Regions from separate parts of the Homo sapiens genome. Here region 1 is linked to region 2. The links are chromatin contacts, found by Hi-C or POLR2A ChIA-PET in ENCODE. All regions are on one chromosome and are shown on one strand. Each heading gives the region's core, a stretch centred on a gene start or an enhancer-like site at or near the end of the contact. The rest is flanking DNA. Distances are from core to core; before and after follow the strand shown. Region 1 holds the start of HEPH (hephaestin). Region 2 overlaps MSN (moesin).

What was found. Hi-C counts contacts between places; a loop is a spot of excess contacts on that map. ChIA-PET counts read pairs that join two places held with the same protein, here RNA polymerase II (POLR2A). Pooled maps may share reads with other maps.
Region 1: a loop to region 2 is called in a map of sigmoid colon, with 3 times the contacts of the local background. The contact joins the promoter of HEPH here to the enhancer-like site in region 2. A Hi-C loop is called at or near these places in 1 of 168 maps with a recorded cell type or tissue (sigmoid colon) and 1 of 50 pooled maps. POLR2A ChIA-PET finds 5 or more read pairs at or near these places in 2 of 52 experiments (CD4-positive, alpha-beta T cell and H1).

What each region holds. Positions count from the first base shown.
Region 1 is chrX:66,162,955-66,168,774 of GRCh38, forward strand. HEPH (hephaestin) reads left to right here and starts at 1,293. Exons shown (of 21, transcript NM_001367233.3): 1 at 1,293-1,516.
Region 2 is chrX:65,687,105-65,692,490 of GRCh38, forward strand. The region is part of intron 1 of MSN (moesin); the gene reads left to right. Among named protein-coding and RNA genes, the nearest start is that of MSN, 22 kb to the left of the region's middle. RefSeq lists a silencer at 1,421-1,470. Within about 2 kb of position 3,472, at least 10 of the 41 ENCODE cell types and tissues checked have a DNase peak (open chromatin) inside an H3K27ac peak, as active enhancers do; they include sigmoid colon, where a contact is called at or near this core.

The DNA of each region.
Region 1 (5,820 bases), core at 43-2,542, 470 kb after region 2:
TTTTAGAGAGGCATAGTATTCTCAGACCTGTCGCCACAAATTGCTCCCCACTCATTCTTTCCCTATACTTTGTGTCTTTGAAACCTCTTTATCTTCTATGTTTAATATCTAGACTATACTTTCTTCATGGAATTCTAGATGTGTAAATTTACAGGGCTGGGAGGGTCCATATCTAGTTTAAGACCCTCATTGTAGAAATAGAAAGAGGCCCAGAGAAGAGAAGGGAGTGGGCCAAATCCACAAAATCCACATAGCTGATTACTCCTAGAGCAAGTGGGGCGAGAACCTTGGTCACTTGACTCAGGACAGTGACTTTTCACTCTTCTCTCTTTCCACCAGGAATGGGAATGACCTTTGACTTTAAACAAATCCAGACTCCAGTTTTACCCTGAATTGTTGGGGGAACATTTTGTTTTTTTTTTCTTTTTAGTATTTTCAATTCTTCCATGTCTTAGTTTTTAGGGTGTTGACCTGTGTTAATCCAGGCTATCTTCTAGCTATATCTGGTTTCCTCAGGTGGAAAATGTTAAATATAGTTAATATAAAATTTCACTCTAGAATCTGCTAGAAATGACGGAGGCAAAGTTAATGTATATATAAAAAAATCCACCAGTGACTGGTGGCCAGTAGGCTTTCAATAATTGTGAAGTCCCTTCTACCCCCTTGAAAGTACTGTGTTTCTCCCCTAAGCAGCACATTGTGTGTGGTGGTTTCATGGTTAAAAGTTTAGACAGACCCAGCAAATCTCTCTTCTCTTTTACTTCCTAAGTGTGTGACCTTGGACAAGTTACCTTCCCTCTCAGAGCTGAATTTTCCTCAGTTGTAAAATAGAGAGAATTAGAGTATTCATCTCACAGGATAATTGTGAGACTTAAATAAGAGAATGCATGTAAAATGGTTAACATAGGGCTTAGAATGTAGAAAAAAAGTCCTTTGTTTTATTGCCAATTTTATTTTTACTTATGACTAAGCAGCCATGACCTCAGAATAATAGTCAGGGCTGACAATTGTGCTTCAGAGCAAGAAGGGGAAGAGGTGGTGAGATGGAGGCTCTTTCAATTTCTACCTCATTTCTTAAATGGAGCTGTTGAAATCTACCCATGAGCTTTGGCTGGCCACACTGACAGTGTTCTCCTCTCAGCAAAGACCAATTAGCAAGTCCTGATAACAGAAGTACAACCCACCCCCTTGTAATTCCTCCTGAGATCCTAACCAGGATTTGTAAAACACCCGGATATGGGTAAAGAACCATCCCGGGTTTTGTATCAAACCAGGCCCCAGAGGAACAGGACATTCCAGTAGTTTTGTTTCTGGAAAAGAGGGCACCCAGCCCTTCCCCCTCCCTCATCCTCCCATCCCAGTAAACCCTGCCAAATTGGAATCCTGGACTTAATTTAGGAGAAAGGCCCTGTAACCAAGATACTGACTGAACATGGCTGGCGGACTCAGGCTGGGGTCTGCAGTGCAGCATTAATGGGCCGCTGACATGAATATGGAGTAGTTTTCTCTAGCAAAGGTAAGCTTTCTTTTCTCTCTTTTCAAACTCTACCTCACCTGCCTTCCTGTGCAAAAACGTTTATTTAGCTGGGTTTAAGGGAGTCCTGGCCACTAGGAGAAAAAGTCAGTGGCCAAAAAGTTGGAGGAGGTTTGGCTGATGTGCAGGAAAGTTAAAGGAGACAATAGGCTCCTTTTGTTCCTCTCGCCAAAATAGCCAGGACTACACTGGCTTGTCTGTTTCAGGGCCAATCCTGGAGCCATACAGAATAGTTCATTTTCCTGTCGAAATAGCTTGCTCATCTTCTGTTTCACAGGTTGAGGAATTTATTGAGGTGATGGATCTGAGGATTATGTAAGTGGGAACTCAGTTACTTAAAAATAACCATGTTTGGTTTCATATTTTGAGACCAGATTGGCACAGAGTAAGCCAATAAATGATAGCTTAACTAAGCTAAACATCTGAATTTGAGTAGTCTTAGTTTCTACATAGCAAAAATCTTTTAGAAATCATTGGTTCAAATTCTGGCTATTTTTAACAACTGGCTGCGTGACTTTGAGCAAATCCTTGCACCTCTCTGGTATCAGTTTTTTATACATCAAATGAGGGTGATTGAAAAAGATGGTTTCTAAAGGTTTCATGCATGTGTGAATCTATAACACGTTCAGTTTTTCATTACTCAGCATCTATTATATGACAAGCAATCCTTTTGCTAGGGACTCAAATATCCATGGTTTTATTTGGGCCTCAAGACAATCCTGTGAAAAAAATATCATCCCATTTTTTGGATGAGATGACTAAGGCTAAAATAATTTATTGAAAGGTCACATAGCTATCACAGACAAGAGATAGGATTTGAATCAAGGTCTTTAACTTCAAATCGGTATGTTTTCTATCACAGAGTTAAGAAAGCAGAGGACCAAAAGGTGAATTTTGATGGAGGGTTTATTAGGAAGGCTGCTGAGAGATTGAAGACAGGGCCCCAAAGATGGCTCAGCATTCCTTTATTCAGTTGAGTAATCCTTTGTTTAGGATGAGCCTGTCTAGCCCAAAGTAGTATAACTGAGAAAGGGAGATGGAGGGAGAGAAAAGAGCATTGTCGCAATAAAGGAACAGTTTGCAAATTCTAGGGAACACAGCAATGCAAATTGTTATGAATAATAGGGACCAGACCCAGGTGACACTGGGATGGCAGGAAGGTAAGGTAAAGGTAAGGGAGGCTTAACTTTATATTGGCTGATCTTCTCTCCAGGTTGGCACAAGGTTTCAGTATATCTTAACTAAACTATCCAAATAGCCTAGAATTTTTCTTTCTTTTTTCCTTCCTTTGAGTGCCTATTCCTTCTGCCTTCCTTTTTATTTTGTATTTTTTACTTTTTTCCAGGATTCTTTCTCAACTTACTTATTTCATTTCTCCTTTTATTTCTTCCTGTTCTTTTTCCTCATCAGTCTGGTTCTTCTCTATGGGCTTAGCTGAGAAAAAAAATATCCTTGCCCAAGTGAAAAGCTTACACAGGGCTTTCACATCTTTCATATTATTTGACCTTTATTACAAACTAATGAGGGGCCCAAAGTAGAGACAATCCTCATTTAAGACATGAGGAAACTGAGGCTCAGGAAGTTAGGGACTTGTTCAAGGTTATATAACCAATAAATGATGAATCCAGAGCTAGAACTTACTATTTTCTGGTGCCTGAACGCTTTCCACTGTACCATGAAATATCTAAGTGGTTATATTTTATTTTATTTATTTATTTTTTGAGACCCGTGTTTCACTCTTGTTGCCCAGGCTGGAGTGCAATGGTGCGATTTCGGCTCACCACAACCTCCGCCTCCCAGGTTCAAGCGATTCTCCTGCCTCAGCCTCCCGAGTAGCTGGGATTACAGGCATGCACCACCATGCCCAGCTAATTTTTTGTATTTTTAATAGAGATAGGGTTTCTCCATATTGGTCAGGCTGGTCTTGAACTCCCGATCTCAGGTGATCCACCCACCTCGGCCTCCCAAAGTGCTGGCATTACAGGCGTGAGCCACTGTGCCTGGCCTAACATCTAAGTGGTTATAAAGGATTTTATGGGTTTTTCATTTTTTCTGCTCTTTTAGTATATGATAAAACCAAATTAAACAGCAGCAATAACAATGACAAATTCAAATTTGAGGAGGATAGAAAGGATGTCAATAATTAGAAGGAAGAAAAATACTTATCAGGTGCCTACTAAGTCCCAGCTGCTGCAAAAATTTATCTTATTTAGATATAGAGTAAAACAGTACTTAAACCTAAGTTTGTCTGACTCAAAAGTTCTAGTTCTTTACATTATACCATGTTGTTTCCAAGAAGAGAGTTCAGCTTGGGCTGTGTGCATTTTCATACCTATGTTTATATTCCTGTATGCTTAGAATGTGTTACCATATATGGGAATTTATGAGTGTGCACATATTTATTGCTATTCATAAAATGGAAAATCTTTATGGCCCTGGCAAGTTTCATTTCCAAACTATTTCCTTACTTGCAATAGTAATAGCCACTAATACCTTTTGATCACTTACATGTGCCCTTAAAGTACTTACAGATCTTAATTAAGTTAATCCCCACAAAACTCTATGAGGTAGCTAATAGTATTAATACCATTTGAAAAATAAAGACACTGTGGCTAAATAAATGAAGAAGTTTCCCAAGTCATACAGCTAGGAAAAATGGAGCCAAGATTCACTTAGGTAGCCTGATACCAAAGCCTGTGCCCTGGATGCAAAATCGAGTAAGTATTCCTTATCTCTCAAGATCTTGAGAATTATATAAGATGGCAGATATGAAAAACACATTGTAATCTGGAAACTGCTAGGGGTATGTTAGGTGGCATTTCCCACCACTCCCCAGATTCTATTGTTTAAGCCATTTGGATCATAAGTCACCACTGTTGAATGCTTGTTCACTGTATGCTGATGGCCTGTACTAGTCTCTCCCAGGAATATTTTCAGTTTTATCATGTGTTTCTCCAGTTGTGGAGCTCTTGCCTGGGACAGTTTTCTGTCTAGGTAAATGAGTTCAAGGCACAACTGCTTTGTTGACACCTCTCTGAGAAAGAAGATTGAAAGGGGTCCATGTTGCATTCAGACTTGGAATGAACCGAGGACACTCCCTCCCTGTTGAGGATTCCAAGGCATGACTATTTGTGTGACCATATATAGAGCTATGTGTAGGTGTATGTGAGTACGCCTGTGTTTCATCAGTGAATGTAAGTATTGGCAGCATGTGAAAGCTGGAAGGACTCTTTGAGAGCTCATTACATACCACATTTTTATGGTTCTGCACTTAGATTATCACACTTCTGTGACTCCCTCAAAAGGTAAGAACTATATAGTCCAGCTTTATATAGTCAATTATTTTATAGATGGGAAAAATGAGGTGAAGAAACTTGCCTAAGTTCACCCTGAACAAGTATTAGAACTTGAACCAGACCCAACTGATGGAAAAATGTATACTTGTGCTTCTTTATGTCACTTTAACAATAGCTGTTATTGCCCATCTACTTGGCCTCCATCGCCATGTCGTAATAGATACACAGCGACCTCTAAAAAATGACATTCTCTCTCAAGGAGTGTGTAGTCCAATCTGGGAAATGAAGACAGTTCATGAGGCAGGTCATGAGATGGAAAGGTAACAATAATACAGAGTCTGACTTAATCTAATTGGGTGCTATAGACAGTAAGTAGCCCTGCAGAGGACAGTGATATGAAGAGGCTAAAGGTGGCCTTCTGGAGCAGTTAGTATTCAAATTAACCCTTGGAGTAGGAATATAGAAAGTATGATGGATGTGAGACTGTAGAGATGAATTAACAAACTGCAGCCAGGAGGGAAAAGGAAGAGGAAGGCAACCAGTAGTTACTACTGCCTACTATGTTCCAAACATGGATTATACTTGTCCGTTTCATGTAAGCTTTCTGATTTATTTCTCCAGGGCTGATATTATTATACCCATTTTACAGATGAGAAAACTGGTTCTGAGTGGTTAAGTAATCCCCAAGGCTACACAGCTGGTCAGTGGGAGAGCCAGGTTTTGGAAAAAAGGACCCCAAAACAGATCCTCTCTTACATCAAGAGCTTTCTGCCAAATATAATATGGAATCTAGGGATTAACACTTGGGTCACTGCTGCGTATGGAGAGGACTGAGAGTTTGTGAAGTAGTCTATAAGTTTATTTCTTAAAAAGGGTAAATATCTGGGGATTTTCTATCCATATGTGAATCTGTGCATATATTTGATTCTCAATTTTTTATTAACAATGCCTATTTCATATGCTTGGGTTGAAGATTTAGCGAAATAATTT
Region 2 (5,386 bases), core at 2,222-4,721:
GGGAGGCTGAGGCGGGTGGATCACGAGGTCAGGAGTTTGAGACCAGCCTGACCAACATGGTGAAACCCCGTCTCTACTAAAAATACTAAAAAAATTAGCTGGGTGTGGTGGCGAGTGCTTATAATCCCAGCTACTCAGGAGGCTGAGGCAGGAGAATCGCTTGAATCTGGGAGGCAGAGGTTGCAGTGAGCTGAGATTGAGCCACTGCACTCCAGCCTGGGTGACAGAGCGAGACTCTCTCAAAAAACAAACAAACACACAAACAAACAAACAAAAAAATCCCCTCTCTTCTCAGCTACCTGTGGACTGCCTGTTCTAAATAATGTGAGCTCAGGGAATACAGGCTCTTCTGATAATCCAAATAACACATAATTAGTTATGCAAACGTGTCCTAAAAGTTTCCAGGGTGAAGTGGTTAGGTTGCTGTTGCTGAGTAATCCATAGAGTATTACTCTTATGTTGATGTGGGTAACTGACCTTAACTATAAGGAAAATGGTGAACTTTGCACTCTGGAGCAAGGAAAGTGATAGGCTTCTACTTCTCAGGTCATTTGTGCCTTCACTGACCATCCCTCCAGCTGTGAACTCAGGTAGAGGCAGCATATTTATGAGAATCGGATTAGAAAGGAGGCAATCCTTCAAAGATCGGAGGTTGAGAAGACATGTTTGAGTGTGCCCTGCATGGACTTTTATTCCAGGGAGAGTCGAGTAGTTCTCCCTTCATCACACTCTACTGAGATTGTCCTTTGGCAAGAAGAACCAAGCTTAAAGAAAATCTTAAAAGAGCCATTAGGAACCTCTTGGGGCAAGTTCTTCTGGAACCTCTAGCTGCTTAACATCCCAGAAAAAGAAATTCTAGGGTTAGGAAGCTGGAAAGGATTTATAATTTTAGGGGATAGCTGCCCATTTTCCAAATAGTTTTCTGTTTAAAATAGCCAAGTCAGATGCGAATTGAAGGAATCTCTTGACAGGTTGGCTGGCATTGCCCTGTAATTTTTTTCCAGTGTCCAAGTAATGATAATTCTCTATATTTGTAACAAGTTTCATAGTTGTAAAACTCTTTTTTATTGTTATTACTATGTCATTTGATATTCATCAACTCTCTACAGTTGGCAGGTTAGGAATTATTATCTTTTTTAAAATTATTTTTTAAAATAGAGACAGGGTTTCACTGTGTTGGCCAGCCTAGTCGCGAACTCCTGGGCTCAAGAGATCCGCCCACTTCGGCCTCTCAAAGTGCTGGGATTACAGGTGTGAGCCAACACACCCAGCCAGGAATTATTATCTTTACTTTTACATAAGGGAAAACTGGGGCTCATAGACTTTAAGTGGCTGCAAAAATTACTCAGCTAATGAGTAATGGAGACAAGGCTTGATTGGGAGACAGAAGACTTTGGTTTTCGACTATGCACGGGGTGGAGTGTGGGAAGGGAAGGCAGTGTTGTTTCATAAAGGCCTGGACTTAAGCTCTGGTCATGGTTAGGTCAGAGTTCTGAAGCTAGAAAGGAAGTTTCAGCTTTAAACATTTGGCCCTTCCCCCGTTCCAGTGGTTGCCCAACCTCTTTTCAGTCTCTCTTCTAAATATTGTAAGTCAAGACTAATGTTTAGAGAGAGAGCACTTGGGGGCTGTGTGGGGATGGCCACCTGTTATATTTGTGTCCTGCCTACTTGGGGCCTGGCCTGACTCTGGTTTTGCAACTGGCTTCCTGTGTAACCCATTCTTGGTAGTGTCAGACCACTGCCTTCAAGGCTAATTGTGCTTTCCACCTGGTTGAGCCAATAACTTATTTTGTTTTGCCATGCTCCTGGACATATGGGAGTTGCTTATTAGTAGGTGAGAATTGTTTGGGGGCTGCTTAGACCTAGCTAATGTAGAGTCTTGTTTGTACCTTGGTGGGAGCAAGAGCATCAATCCAACTTTTTGTTGAGAGGAAGAGGTATTGGAGAATCATGGAAAAGGCACTCTTTTTTAGTTGAAGAGCTGTTGTTTATGCTGGGCCTTGCTGTTAGCTTTCCAGAGCAATCTTGACCAAGTCCTTGCTCGTTTTTGGGCCATAGCCTGTTCCACAAGAGGTTGGTTTGGCTAACCTCTGAGGGCTATTTCCTGCTCTGAAACTCTGATTTATTCAGAAATGTTATACTCCCCTAACAATGGAGGCTGGTCTGCCCTCCCATGGGTACGGGAATGGTGGCACACATCTCAGAAATGGTTTTGTTCTGTGCGGAACTGAGCCAAATGGACAACTCTACCAGCTCCAAAAAGTTGGAAGTGGTCAGCTGTGTCTGAATTTTGTAAGGGAGCATAACTGGGTGGAGGGGTGAACAGGCATCATTAGAGGCCGGATGTGGATGAGGAGGGAAGAAGTGCCCTGGAGAGGTAGTTCATAGAGAACCCACCAGAAACAGGTGATAAGCTGACATCATGAGGTAGATGGTTTATCCCAGTCTGTGGCCAGGTAGTTCCTGGTCACAAGCAGTTGGTACGCCCTCAGGAATGTGATACCATCACATGGGAATGTGTCACTAGAGCAGCCAAAAGGCTGTGGATGCAGGAAGAGCAGCTCTCTCTTGTCACCATTCCCTCTGTGAAGGGTGGGAGATTCTTAAAATTGGGCCATAGAGACCATATGTGGCAAATGAAAAAAACAATTCACAATGGCAGATAGGACTGGTCCTTTAGAGAAAGGAAAAGTTGTAATGCTTGCCTGATGTCAAAGCATGTGGGGTTGGATTTGCTAGTTCCAATACATTTTAATTTTTTTTCTTGTGGACTTGAAGCAAGGTTTGGAAAAAGGGGGAAATTTGAACTCATGACCTTTGGAAACCAGAATGAAGCTTAATGTTGACTGTTAGAGCTGCCCTTCTTATAGTAGGGGGCTGAGTTTTGCATGGAGCCATCTAGGCTCCCTGCCTTCTGATCTACCTTGGCCAGGGTGTACCTGGGGAAGTCCAGCTTGCCTGTGTAATTGATCTTGACCAGTTTGTAGGAGCACGTGTAGACTCTGATTAATTGGTTTGGGTTAAGGCTTTGGGAATCAATATTTTCTGAGCACTCCCACAGGGAATTCTAACATTGGGCAAAGGTTGATTACTGCATCTCTAATAGAAGCCTCTCCTTGCTACATGTGACAAAACTGAACCAGAGAAAGGGGAGGGAGGCCTGTGCCCATGTCAATATGGCATGGATACAGCTGATCTGAGCACTGAGCTAATGCTTTTTCCAGGGCTCTTTGGACTCTTCTAACAGTTCAATTGGACATCCTCTAAACTTGGTCAGAGGTCCAGAAGGAGATAGTAGTTATGGCCCCCAACCCAAAAGTGCTGGAGGAAGGGGTGGGGTTAACTAATTGCACCCAAGGGAGGTGAGCAGCCCTTTTTAGAGAGTGAGTTCACCGTCTGGGCGTGAGCAGACCAGTGGTTGGGGGAAAGGGGAAGGATAGAACAGGATAGGAGGTGAGTAATGCTGTGGGCATCAAGACATTCAGTTAGTGGGAACATTATAGGGAGCTGGTGAGCTCAAGGACCTGGTGACTTCACTCCTCAGATCCATGTGGACTTGCAGGGCTGGAGCCCTGTCTCAGTGTCCAAGACGTGTGTCTTGTGCCTGGGAACTGAGGACTGCTTGTTCTCTGCTTCCTGCTTCAGCTGGATGGCCTTTACGCTTGATTAGGGAGTGAGCCCAGCCATAGAGCAGCCTCTCCTTGGCCCCAGCCCCTACTGCTACTATCCTTTCAGAGTGGATCAAGCTCTCGCGCATATTGGGGCACACTGTATCACAGTGTGGTCTTTGATTATTTTTCCACTGTTTTACATGTAGTATCCCGAGTAGAGAATAAGCTCCTTCTATGGTAGGAAAGGGGGCTTTGTTCCAAGTCCTTCCTAGGGGCATGGGAAGGTGCTTAATGGAGAGAAGCAAGCAGCATGAGTAGGACACTTTGGGTTTCTTTTCTCTCGCCAGTATCAAAAGGAACTTTTCTTAGGAGAGAAAGGTAACTGGGAGCTTTAGGGTGGATATAGTACACACTTCATTCTCTGGGGTCCAAGAATTATGTCTTTTTCCTACTAGGTGGGGAACCCCTTGAAGTAGTACTTGGCATAGTCTCTGTATTCCCAGTGCAGAGTAAAATACCCCACACTTTGCAGGGGTTCAATAGCTGCTGAATTGGTTTAAGGGCATTTTTTGTCTTATCCTCTCCCTTGAGTCAGATTAGATTCCCCAGAAGCCCCCTATCTCCTGGCTGAAGACTATGGAAGCTAACAGGGGAGGAAAGGAAGGGCTGCATCCACAGTTGGCTGTCTGGCACCTCTTGGATCCAGAAATCCACCTATAATTCTTAGCAGTAGTTAACTTTTCAGGTGTATATACTTTCACATGTAGATGTTTTTTATTTCTTTTTGTTTCTTTTCCTTTTTTTTTGAGATGGAGTTTTGCTCTTGTTGCCCAGGCTGGAGTGCAATGGTGCAATCTCGACTTACTGCAACTTTCGCCTCCTGGGTTCAAGTGATTATGCTGCCTCAGCCTCCCGAGTAGCTGGGATTCCAGGTGCCCGCCTCCACGCCTGGTTAATTTTTTGTATTTTTAGTAGAGATGGGGTTTCACCATGTTGGCCAGGCTGGTCTTGAACACCTGGCCTTAGGTAATCCACCCACCTCAGCCTCCCAAAGTGTTGGGATTACAGGCGTGAGCCACTGTTCCCGGCTCTTTTCTTTTTCTAGAGGAGGAACAATTGTGAAGAGCCAGGGTGGGAGGTTAGAAGGTAGGCACTCCTGAATGGTTGTTTCTTCCCACCACTTTTGAGAGAAGGGCCAAGCAGATCATGAACATCCTAGACTTAGTCCAGAGGAGAAAGGCCTTAGTGTAGTGTTGGCCACTAATGGAGGTCATTAGCCGTGGAGCTCTGTGGTGGCCTTCTTTCATTCTTAGCCTCTCACTCCCATTGAGTTTGGCATCCTTAGCTTGATTTCCTTTTATTCTCCAAACCTTTTCTGAGGGAATAGGGAGAGAAGCAAGGCACACATGTTCCTTTGCTTCTTGAGCCCTTAATTGGCCAGCTGGGAGGGATCCCCTTCTTGCTTCTTTCTTCTTCATGCATGCCTGTTGCTCTCTAAGGTCAGGGATTTGAGCCAGAGGCCTGGGAGTCAGGTACTTTATGGCTCAGCCCCTGGCCTGGGGCCTCCTATTGTGGGGATCAGCTTGGCCCAGGGCCTTCCTAGTATGAGAATGGAATGAGCTTTTGTGGAAGATGGTTAGTGGTCTAAGCTTATTATCTATTTTTTCTGCCAGTGCCTTTGCATAGGAAGGGAGTAGGCTGCTATGTATGATCAATTGGTATGTGGGCCAGTTATCTTTGGCTAACTTTCAGATAAAACCTTTGCTGTCCATCTT